3 separate regions of the Homo sapiens genome follow, and regions 1 and 2 are each linked to region 3. The links are chromatin contacts, found by Hi-C in ENCODE. All regions are on one chromosome and are shown on one strand. Each heading gives the region's core, a stretch centred on a gene start or an enhancer-like site at or near the end of the contact. The rest is flanking DNA. Distances are from core to core; before and after follow the strand shown.

Region 1 (3,649 bases), core at 301-2,800, 410 kb after region 3:
CTCTGTGAGGGCCCCATGAGATGTGACATTCTTCCCTGTCACTCTGCAGCCAGTGCAGCGTCTCACACACTGCAGCGCACAGGAATATGGGTGGGCCTGCCCCCCCACCCCCAGCCTCAGGCCTGCCCTTCTATCCCTTTGGGTCATCTCTGCCTGCCCGGGGCTGGGCTTAGCATTGCCTACACACAGAGGGAGAATGCAGCTGTGGGTGATGCTGTGGCTGGGGCTGTCTAGGGTGTTCCCAGCATCCCTGCCTCCCCAGCCCCTGCAGGACCAGAGGAGTGGCCCGATGCGGAGAGTGCACCAGGTGTGGCTCCAGGGCCAAGGCCCAGCCAGAAGGCAACAGGCCCTCAGCACCTATTATGGACTTTATCTGACTCCTTAGGGAGTCTCAGGGCTGCAGGGGGGCTGCCTGCCTGCCACCTGTGGAGGACTCGGGTCAGGCTGAGGCTGGGCCTGCCCTGTCCTCTCCTCCCACCTCCTTGCAGTGGAGGATGGGCCAGTCACACCTCCTCTCTGCGTCTTTGCTTCCTCCATTACCCCACAGGCCCCTCCTGGCAGGGCTGGGGAAATTTTTACCCACTCTCTGAGGGAGGGAAGTGAGCCCCAGTGATGGGAGGTGGCCTGCTCTGAATCCTGTGGTCACTGAGTTAGGCTGAGCCCCCAGGCCTAGTTCTGCCCCCTGGCCCTCTGGTCATCCCCACCAGCCCCTCAGCGGAGGGAGGGACGTCAAGCCAATAGAGTCAGGTACTTGGGGGGCACTCAGGGAGCAGTCCTGTGCACTCATATTTTCTATTCATCGTTCTCTCTCCACATGCTTTGTATGCTTTTGCTCTGTGCGGCTCCAGGCTAGATAGAGGCTGGAATTGTTTTGGGGGAAAGCTGCAGAGGCAGAGACTGATACAATCTTTCAGGTGTATGGGAAGAAAATAATAAAAGTGGCTCAGTGTGGTGAGAAGATGCTGCAGAAGGTGCTGTTGGGCCTCACCCAGGGCTCCCTTTGCCTGAAGATGGGCCCGTTCCCCAGCTGCTGCTGGGTGACCAGCGCTTACAACTCCAGCGACTTCCCTGGGGGCCAGAGCTGCTGCCCACAAACAGCCGAAGGTGACAGTCTCTCCTGCTGTCAGCCTACTTGGCCCCTTCCGTAAACAGAACAACTTCACTGTGCCATGATTTACTCTCTAAAGGCTCTCAGTGTGTCGGGTCAAGGCCAGGCCTTCCCTAAGACCTTCCCTTCCCTTCCTATCCTGCTCCCCAACCTCCCTCCCATGAGGGCTTTACTGAAGAAGCTGCTCCTTCAGAAAATCTTGTGCCTCGAATCCCTGCCTCAGGCTCTGCCTTGAGGGAACATGTCATGTCGCCTCAAATCCTGACATGCCTTAGCTAAATATAACAGGCATAAACACTACACATTGGAGGCTCTGCCCTAAATAGAAAAGCTTCCAAGCACATTATTTTTAGCAAGAGAAAATAACTTGAACCTATCAGAAAACATGCTAAAGACTGGACTGAAAGTGAAACCTAGAAATTTTCTGGTTTTACAAGCCTGGCTGGAGCTAACATACATTCACGGCAGATGCACACGTGACAAAGATTAGGTCTGTGCTGCACTCAGAGAGAACACGAATCAAACTTTGGCATGGCATGTTCCAGGCAGTGTCTACTGGACTCCAGCCTGTGGTACAGGCAGTATTGGTCAAGCCTGTGCCCAGCCTCTGACAGCCCCTTGCTGGGGCCAGCACCCCAGAGTCCTTCCAGGTCTTGCTCCTAGAACCCACAGGGAATTCCCCCGGTCACAGGGAATGGCTGTTGGCTCAGGCAGCACCAAGTGCAATGTTTTTGCCCCAATCCCTTCTCATCACCTTTCAAACCTCAGCCTCCTCCAGGAAGCCCACAGACATGTTCTATCCTCTTAGCTTCTCCCTCCCTGACTGTCAGCAGGCTTCAGCTGGCTCCATTATGAGCAGCTGGGAACAGAGTTTGGGACACTTTTTGGCCCCATCCGTGTGCACAGGATGGGCACACAGTAGAAAGGAAATGCTGGAGAAATACACACCTTCAGAGCGGGATGACTTGGGCCATCAGACATGCCCTGAATTCTTAGTCTTCCCTCAGGTCACAGGGCAGACATCCTCCCAAGTCATGCATCCTCCTCTGACCACATGTCCAGTGTCTGTTGGTCTGCAGGCTGGAGCTCTGTTAGTCCTGCTCTCTGCCCTATCCTAGTGCCCAGGACAGAGCCTGGTACACAGAAGTCACTCAATCAATGCTTGTGAAATGGGAGAACATCTTGAGAAGTGGCCCACACCCAGACAAGGGAGGATACTGCACACAGACAGGCCTCTTGTCTTCCTCACATGTGCTGGGCCAATGACATGTGGTGAGAAGAGGCTGTAAAGTGAGCCTGCCAGGGCCTCAGGGTGGCAAGGGACAGAGGCTTGCTTAGGCTGCCACAAGGGACAAAGTTTATCTAAGGATATCAAGGTAAACTGTGTTCAGGATCCCACCTGAACAAGCCAAATAACAGCAGCTATCATTTACTGGGATCACGGACTGTGTACCAGGCACTGGCTAAGCATTTTCTACACACTAGTTTACCATTGCAAAGAATACAAAGGAGCAGGTTTTAATGCTCGACATCTAACCCCCTTCCTGGTGGCCCTCTAGGACACCAACCCATCCTTATTATGTCAAGTCCTTGGGAGAAGGGCAATTCCAGGTATTCATTGTCAGACACTAAGCGGGGGCAGATCTTTCCTCTTCCCACCCTAGGGACAGTCAGGAGGTGAGCCGGTATCAGACACCCTCCCAGGACTTTGGATACCCAGGAGGTGAAGCTGGGATGGACGGAAGTGGGTAGAGTTGATATCACAGCATTGGTAGGAGCCTTTGTGTGCTGGGGTTCCAGCAGGAAACATGTGGCACACTCCTAGGGGCTATTGGAGGAGAATTCGATGAGGACAGTGAATTAGTGTATGAGCAGGGCTAAGGAAAACCATCAAGGGTGATACAGTACCCTGAGGCTAACAGTGGGAGCTCTCACCACCCCAATATGAGGGGCAAAGGGAAGGCATGGCCATACCTCTGTAGAGAAAAGCTGTAGGAGCGGCCGCACAGTGGAAGCTATGGCCTTGGTAGAGGGGCCCATCCAAGGAGCTCTTGCCCTTCCTTCTGTGTCCCGCCACCCTCCATCCTCCTAGGACACTTCCTAGGTAGTGGGTGGTGGCAGTGAATGCACATTGTCTGGCACAAGGTCATTGCTAGTTTGCTGGTTTCTGTTTCTTACATTTTCTTGGAAATCTGTTGATCATCCAAATTTCCCTGTAGGCTTTTAGGAGATCTTGTTTTGCTTAAGTTAGCTAGAGGTGCTTTCTGTTGCTTACAACCACAAACTCTACAAGGCATTATATTAGTCCGTTCTTGCATTGCTATAAGGAAATACCTGAGACTGGGTAATTTATAAAGAAAAGAGGTAATTGGCACATGGTTCTGCAGGCTGTCCAGGAAGCGTAGCAGCTTCTGCTTCTGGGGAGGCCTCAGGAAGCTTTCCAATCATGGTGGGAGGCAAAAGGGGAGTAAGGTGTCTCACTTGGTGAGAGCAGGAGCAAGACAGAGCAAGGGAGGAGGTGCTACACACTTTTAAACAACC
Region 2 (3,513 bases), core at 770-3,269, 280 kb before region 3:
GTGTGTGCACACAAGAGAGAGAGGAAGCTCCCTGGTGTCTCCTTTTATAAGGTCACTAATCCAAGGAGATCAGGTCCCCACCCCAGGACCTCACTTAACTTTCATTACTTCCTATGGGCCCTATCTCCAGTCACATTGTGGGGTTAGGGCTTCGACATAGGAATTTTGAGGGACACATTGAGTCCCTAATGCCCTCCAAGAGCAGAGACCCTTTCTCTTGCACAGCAGCAGGCCCCGTCCTAGCATCCTCCCTGGTCATAGGCCCTCAGTGGGTGTTGATGGAACCCACAAGGCCTGTGTTGGCCTCATACACACACTCCTCATCCTCTAAGCAGAGTCGGAGGCGTGTTCCGAGATGCCTGAGAGGGTTGGTAGGTACCCGGGAGAAGGGTTGGCATGAGGCTGAAGACAGCCCTGTGGGATACCTCCCCTGTGGTGGGGAAGCCAGGCACCTCCCATGGAGACAGTCTATCTCTCGCTGGCTGGAAATGCACACGGGCCTTTGGGGCAAGGAAGTCCATTGGTGTAGCTACCATTTTGAAAAGGCACAGAATCCACAGGAAAGGGGGGGTCTCCGTGTGGTGAAAATATGGCCCCTGGAGTCAGACCCCCAGCACATCCCCAGCATTTTCAGTGTGTTTGTTTATGGTGGTGTGAAAGGAGGGACTGTCCCCTTGAAAAGCAAGGCCAGGGGAGCTGCAGAGAGGCTGAGACCTAGGCAGCAGTGGGGTCCCTTCCTAGGAGCCAGGAGGCATCCCTCCATCTCCTTAACCAGCCTCGGAGGAGCAGTTGCTTCAAAAGGTTGTAAAATGCTTATTAATCAGCTCTCCCTAGGGAAGCAGGTCAGCATCATTATCTGCATTAATAAATGACAAGTGAGGTTTCCAATGGCTGATTCACTTCCACAGCACAGCCGGGGCAGCAGTGGCCACAGAGGAGATGCCAGGAGTGCCACGTAGAGGAGCTCCCAAACCCCAGCGCCCAGTGAGGGCCACAGAAAGAACCCAGAGCATGCAGCCAGGAAACCTGGGCATTCGTCTGGGTTCCACCAACTCCCTGCACATCCTTGGGTGGGTTGCTCCACTTGCTCTTGAACGCTGTGGAACATTCCCTCTAGAACTTGGGGTTCCCATCTACGAAGCAGAAGAGGTTTGGATCAGAACTTTTCCCCTCTGACAGCTCACCTTCTCCTCTGGAGAATCTGCATGCAGGGAGTCTTCCTAGGGTGGACTGGGATGCCCTGAGGAACTCCAGCTGTCTTAGGTTCTGCACCCTGGGTGCAATGAGAGCTTTTTGGGTGAGCACTACTAGGTCAAGAAGGATTCAGGCCACTATATCAGGAAAAACACATCTCTACAAGGTGGTGGGAAAGTGGTGAAGCCTCTTGGGAAGAGGTGGGCAGTTATCGGGGATAGCTGGGGCAGCCCTGGGGCCTCCTCCAGCTTAGATGGGGCCTTCTGTAAACCATTTCTTGGGCCCTGGACACCAATTCTACAAGACATGGACTCTGCTCTGGATTTGAGGCTGGGCATGGTGGCTTACACCTGTAATCCCAGTGCTTTGGAAGCTGAGGCAGGAGGATCTCTTCAGGCCAGGAGTTTGAGACCAGCCTGGACAACATAGCAAGACTCCATCTCTACGAAAAAATTTAAAAGTTAGCTGCGGATGGTGGCACGTGCCTGTAATCCCAGCTACTGAGGAGGCTGAAGCAGGAGGATCGCTTGGGCCCAGGAATTCAAGGATGCAGTGAGATTGTGCCACTATACTCTAGCCTGGGCAACACAATGAGACCCCGTCTCTTAAAAAAAAAAGGCTGGATTTGGATCTGAATTGAATCTGAATTGTGCCCCCAGCCACCAGCCTCGACTAATGTCGATCTTGGCCAGGCTGAACATCTCCTCTCCCCAGATTCTTCATCTATATAATTGAAATAATAGTAGCTGCCTCCTGTGTTGCTGTGGGGGTTAAACGAGGTGAGAAGTGGAGAGCACTTAGTGTGGTCACAGACACCTGGTGAGCTGCTGGTGATGCTTTTCACTTCCTCTACTCTTTTTTGACACCTCTGGTTTTTTCCTTTCACGTCAAGCTTTGGGTGGCTCTTGCCTTTCTCTAAGAGAAACACGGAGCAGCTGATAAATTTGGTCCCAGGAATGTTAACGCTCAAGATACCCTCCCAGGGGAATCTGTTACAAGGAAATATGACCCAAAATCTAGAAAAGAGACAAAGATGATAACTGCATTGTTCAACAGGCCTGCCTGTGAGAATGTACCACTGTAACTTTGTTAGTTACTATTAATTAAAGGCACAGACTCTGTGAGGTTACTTGTTAACTTATGGATTCCTGTCCGGCAGAAAAAAATAACCCCAAGTTGACTTTATCAGCTGGCAGGACATTCATGCCCACAAATCACATGGGAATCCTGTTAAAATGCAGATTCTGATTCAATAGGCCTGGGGAGAGACCTAGACAATACAGTTCTTTTCTTTTTTCTTTCTTTTTTTTTTTTGAGATGGAGTTTCGCTCCTGTTTCCTGGGCTGGAGTGCAATGGCGTAATCTTAGCTCACTGCACCTCCATCTCCCGGGTTCAAGCAATTCTCCTGCCTCAGCCTCCCAAGTAGCTGGGATTACAGGCTCACACCACCATGCTCGGCTAATTTTTGTATTTTTAGTAGAGACAGGGTTTCGCCATGTTGGCCAGGCTGGTCTCGAACTCCTGACCTCAAGTGATCCACCTGCCTCAGCCTCCCAAAGTGCTGGGATTACAGGCGTGAGCCACCGCGCCCGGCTGACACTACAGTTCTAACACACTCCCAAGTGCTGTTGATGCTGATCGTCTGAGGTCCACACTTTGAGTAGCGAGGGCCTGGTCCACTAGGAATTCCCTTCTGAATCCTGGCAGGGGTTAAAATAAGATCATATGGACAGGGCAATGCCTCATCAACAGCAGCAGTCTCATCCTGGTGGGCTTTCAGGCACAGTGGCAGGCTAAGGGACAGCACTGGGGACTGACTGTTCTCTCTTAGCTCATGTACACTGACTCCTGGCCACCCCACTTAGGAAAAGCCCCAGCCACAATACCATGGCTTGTGAGTGTCTGGAAAGACCAAAGTGAGGAAGACTTCCTGGTGTTTTTCAGTCCTTTGGAAGCAAACTCTGCTGGTGAGCACAGGTATTTAATATGGTACCTGAACTTGGGCTGGTAAGTGGATATCACACGGCAGTTCTCTCACAAGCAGAGGCCCCCAAGCATCAGTGCATATCAACCACCTGTCCATTCAGTCATTCAGTAAACATACATGTGTACCCACTATGAGCCAGGCATCACTCCAGGTGCTGGAGACACAGCAGAGACTAAGAAGGACAAAGATCCTTCCTTCATAGGAATTTTATTCTAGCGAGAGTAGACAGACAAGAAGCCATAGATATAAGTAAATTATAGCGTATATTGGAGAAGCACTATAGATAAAGGAAAAGGTGAGCAGGTTAAGGGAGATAAAAGTGACAGAAGTG
Region 3 (3,991 bases), core at 1,312-3,811:
TTCTTTACACACAACATTGAAAATGGGCTAATTCCATCAGGTCTACCTGCCCTGCTTGCTTTGGGTTGCTTTTTTAATTCTCCCCCTCCCAAGCTTTTTCTATGAAGCTGAAGGCTGTGGTAGCTGAAGGCCTCACCGCTGAACACTGGAACTTAACCTTCACTGGCTACTTTATAGATAACATTCATAGGTCACCATGGTAATATTCACTTCAGTGTTTTTCAGGAACTTGGCCAGCGCCTGTCTAGTTCAAACTAGCTGAGACCCCGATCCTTCACCCTAGACTGCCCAAGTGCCCAAGGGGTGGCCTTTTGAAGTCAGAGGGCCGACGACAACACCCTCAGATCATGCAAATGCCACCATTTTTGTTGCATGTGCCCTGTGAAGTGCCGTGAAGCCTGACTACCCTTGCTCAGGAGGAACCTGTCACTTCATTTTTTTCCCACTGCCAATCACCTGTCCCCATGATTTAGATCATCCCACTTCCCTTACCTGTAAATATCCTTAAGCCTTATCCTCAAGGGTCGGGTGGGGGTGGTTTTGAGAGCTGTTCTCCCACCTCCTCATGTATTGCCCTTGCAAATCTTTCTCTTTTGCAAAACCCATGTCATCATGATTTATTCACTGTGCAGAGGCAGAATGAACCTGGACCTAGCCAATCTTACTTAACAATTTTTGTATTTTCAGTAGAGGTGGGTTTTCACCATGTTGGCCAGGCTGGTCTTGAACTCCTGACCTCAAATAATCCATCCAGCTCAGCCTCCCAAAGTGCTGGGATTACAGGCGTATGCCACCGCGCCCAGCCCATTTGATGAGTTTTTACAAATGCATACACCTGTGTAATTCAAACCTCTAACAGGATATATAGACTTGCATTGGGGTTTTTAATGTTAAAACTTACAACAATACTTCAAATAATGTCTTCAAACACAAATCTTTGTACAGGTAATAATTAGACTCCTTTGGGTGACATATTTCAGAAAACAGCCCCAGCTAGCTTAAGCAAAGAGGGAGAGTGTAAAAAATATGACTCCATGGTACGGTGGCTCACACCTGTAATCCCAGCAATTTGAGAGGCTGAGGTGGGTGGATCATGAGGTCAGGAGTTCAAGATCAACCTGGCCAAGATGGTGAAACCCTGTCTCCACTAAAAATATAAAAATTAGTGCCAGGCACCTGTAATCCCAGCTACTCGGGAGGCTGAGGCAGCAGAGGTTGCAGTGAGCCAAGATCGCGCCACTGCACTCCAGCCTGGGTGAAAGAGAGAGACTCTATCTCAAAAAAAAAAAAAAAAAAAATATATATATATATATATATATATATGTGTATATATATATATATATGTATATATATATATGTATATATATGTGTATATATATATGTATATATATGTGTATATATATATGTATATATATATGTGTGTGTATATATATATATATGTGTGTGTATATATATATATATGTGTGTGTGTATATATATATATATATATATATATATGACCAGCAGAGGACCATGGCAGGAATGCAGCAGGGACTGGGACTAGGAGGCTGCCCGGGGAGTCCTGGAAGCTCCCTCTGTGTCCTCCATAGGGGTGCACCACTCACTTCTCCCCTCAGGACAACCTGCTGCTGCTGCAGAGAGAACAGTTGGACCACCTTCCAGCAATTGCACCTCTGGATCCAACACAGTGTTCGTGCCAAGGCCTTGCTCCCCCATCCAGCACACTCCACCCACAGGCTGCTGACTGAGCAGGGCAGGGATATAGAGCTGGCTGTGTCTGCCCCTCCATCCTGCAGCGAGGCTGGGAGCCTCCCCATTGGTCTGACCAAGAGTTGCCCAGAGCTATCCTGCAGTGTCAGGCTTGTTGTGTCTACTGAGGAAAGATGAGGTTCATACACATTTGGAAAGGAGAGCTTTATTTCTCATAAAGGGTTGCAACCTGCTGGGTGGTCATTCTGACAGGCTGGGAAACGTAGCCTCTGGCCAGAAGCCAGAAACAGACACTTCGAAGGTGGGGAGAATAAGACAGGGATTTACGCTGAATAGGGTGTCCAGATATACATATTCAACAGGTTATAGGAGCAGCAATGAATATTCACAAAGGGGAGGCAAGGGCATTCGTAGTAGGGTAACATGTATGTAACACGTGTCCCAGATTCACTTTGGGGTGGAGACTTAACATTTAAACATATTACAGTTAGGCCCTCTACATTAAAACGGGAAGCAGAGGACACGAAGGCCCTCTGGGTGCAGCTTCTGGAGACTGGCCAGAACCACTCTGTGGCCAGGGTTTTTTTTTTTTTTTATCAGGAGGGACTGCTTAGCGGTTGCTGTGTCAAGCTGCAAAAGGGGAGGGGCTGTGTTAGGCAGTTGGTTGGTACCAGCGTGAAGCAGTGGTTTCTGTTTAACCCTTAGAGAAGAAAGCCTAATGGTTAGGGGGGGAGGGGGCATAATGAGGCCTGTCCAACCTCCTGTTCCATCATGTCCGGGAACTCCATTTTTAAGGTTTCTCGGGGGTCCCCTAGGCCAAGAGGTGGTCCATTTGGTCAGTTGAGGGGCTTAGGATTTTATTTCTCTGGCTCTTTCCCTCTCTCTTTTTGTGGGTATTAGAGCCACACTGTGGTTTGAAGGCCCTTCCTGTTGCCTTCTGTTTCCTCCTTTGTTCTTCACAGGTGTTTCGCCAAATAGCTTTCTTGCACAGACTTGAACAACCCACCCTCTGCCTTGTCTCAGCCTCTCTGGGCACCTGCTTTGTCTCTGAAGGCCGGCACTGCTGTGGCACTGCTTGGTGAAAATGACCACCCTGGTTTCCAGCTTCACATGGTACAGTTCCAGCAGACTAAGAGCTGGTTCTTGCCCTGCCCTATGCTGCCATCTCAAGAGAGGGGGCAGGTCCTGTCCACGATGGTGGTCATGGGTCAGGGAACTGTTGCTTAATCTTCCCTGTGGATGGAGGAGGCTGTAGCCATCTGGGTTGGTGCCTCCAAATCTGTGGATGGAAGTGCAAACCTCTGGTTATCTCCTAAACAAAGGGAAGCTTCATTTTGAAGGCTTTCCATGTGTACCTTCAGTTTGTCCTTTAGAAATGCCCTGTTTCAGAGTCTCAGATAGCAGTGAGTGGGCATGCTCTTTCCCAGCCTTGCTAGCACTGCCCACAGTTTTATGACTCAGAATGGAATCTCATATTTGTTCAATTTTATTTCTTTTTAACTAATAGTGAAGTTGGATTTTTTTCATGTGTTTTGGCCATTTTTTTTTCTGTTATGAATTGTTTATGTCCTTTGCTGACTTTTTTGTTTGGGCGTTTGTCTTCCTTCCTTTCCTTCTTTCTTTCTTTCTCTCTCTTTCTCTCCTTCCTTCCTCTCTCTTTCTTTCTTTCATTCATTCTTTCTTTCTTTTTGTTCTTCTTTCTTCCTTTTCTTTCTTTCTTTTCTTTCCTTCCTTCCTTCTTTCATTGTTTCCTTCCTTCTTTCCTCCTCTTTTTCTTTCTTTCATTCTTTCTCTTCCTTTTTTCTTTTTGTTCTTTCTTCTTTCTTCCTTTTCTTTCTTTCTTTCCTTCCTTCTTTCTTTCTTTTCTTTCTTTCATTCTTTCCTTCCTTCCTTCCTCTTTCTTTCTCTTTCTCTTTCTCCTTCTCTTTCCCTCACTCCCTCCCTTCCTCGCTTCCTTCCTCGCTTCCTTCCTCTCTCCCTCCCTCTCTCTCTTTCTCTCTTTCTTTCTTTCTTTCTTTCTTTCTTTCTTTCTTTCTTTCTTTCTTTCTCTCTCTCTCTTTTTCTTTCTTTCTCTCTCTCTCTTTTTCTTTCTTTCTGCCTTTCTCCTTTTCTTCTCCCTTTCTCCCTTTCTCTTTCTTTTCTTTTCTTTTTCTTTTTTAAATTCTATGCTGCTTCTGGGTCAGGGTCTTACTTTATCACCCAGGCTAGAGTGCAGTGGTGCAATCATAACTCACTGCACCCTCGACCTCCTAGGCTCAAGTGATTCTCCCACCTCAGCCTC

What was found. A loop is a pair of places that touch in the nucleus more often than their neighbours do. Pooled maps may share reads with other maps.
Region 1: a map with no recorded cell type shows a loop between it and region 3 (10-fold over the local background). The contact joins two enhancer-like sites. A Hi-C loop is called at or near these places in 3 of 37 single-sample maps with no recorded cell type and 4 of 50 pooled maps.
Region 2: a map with no recorded cell type shows a loop between it and region 3 (9-fold over the local background). The contact joins two enhancer-like sites. A Hi-C loop is called at or near these places in 4 of 37 single-sample maps with no recorded cell type and 3 of 50 pooled maps.

Annotation. Positions count from the first base shown.
Region 1 is chr10:70,981,066-70,984,714 of GRCh38, forward strand. All of the region lies in intron 1 of LOC105378350 (a long non-coding RNA gene), which reads left to right. Among named protein-coding and RNA genes, the nearest start is that of LINC02622, 44 kb to the left of the region's middle. RefSeq lists enhancers at 1-400, 401-900 and a silencer at 1,627-1,706. Within about 2 kb of position 1,551, at least 3 of the 41 ENCODE cell types and tissues checked have a DNase peak (open chromatin) inside an H3K27ac peak, as active enhancers do.
Region 2 is chr10:70,291,317-70,294,829 of GRCh38, forward strand. No RefSeq gene overlaps it. Among named protein-coding and RNA genes, the nearest start is that of NPFFR1, 9.1 kb to the left of the region's middle. RefSeq lists a silencer at 274-484 and an enhancer at 2,130-2,249. Within about 2 kb of position 2,020, at least 2 of the 41 ENCODE cell types and tissues checked have a DNase peak (open chromatin) inside an H3K27ac peak, as active enhancers do.
Region 3 is chr10:70,573,855-70,577,845 of GRCh38, forward strand. No RefSeq gene overlaps it. Among named protein-coding and RNA genes, the nearest start is that of PRF1, 27 kb to the right of the region's middle. RefSeq lists an enhancer at 2,489-2,618. Within about 2 kb of position 2,562, at least 13 of the 41 ENCODE cell types and tissues checked have a DNase peak (open chromatin) inside an H3K27ac peak, as active enhancers do.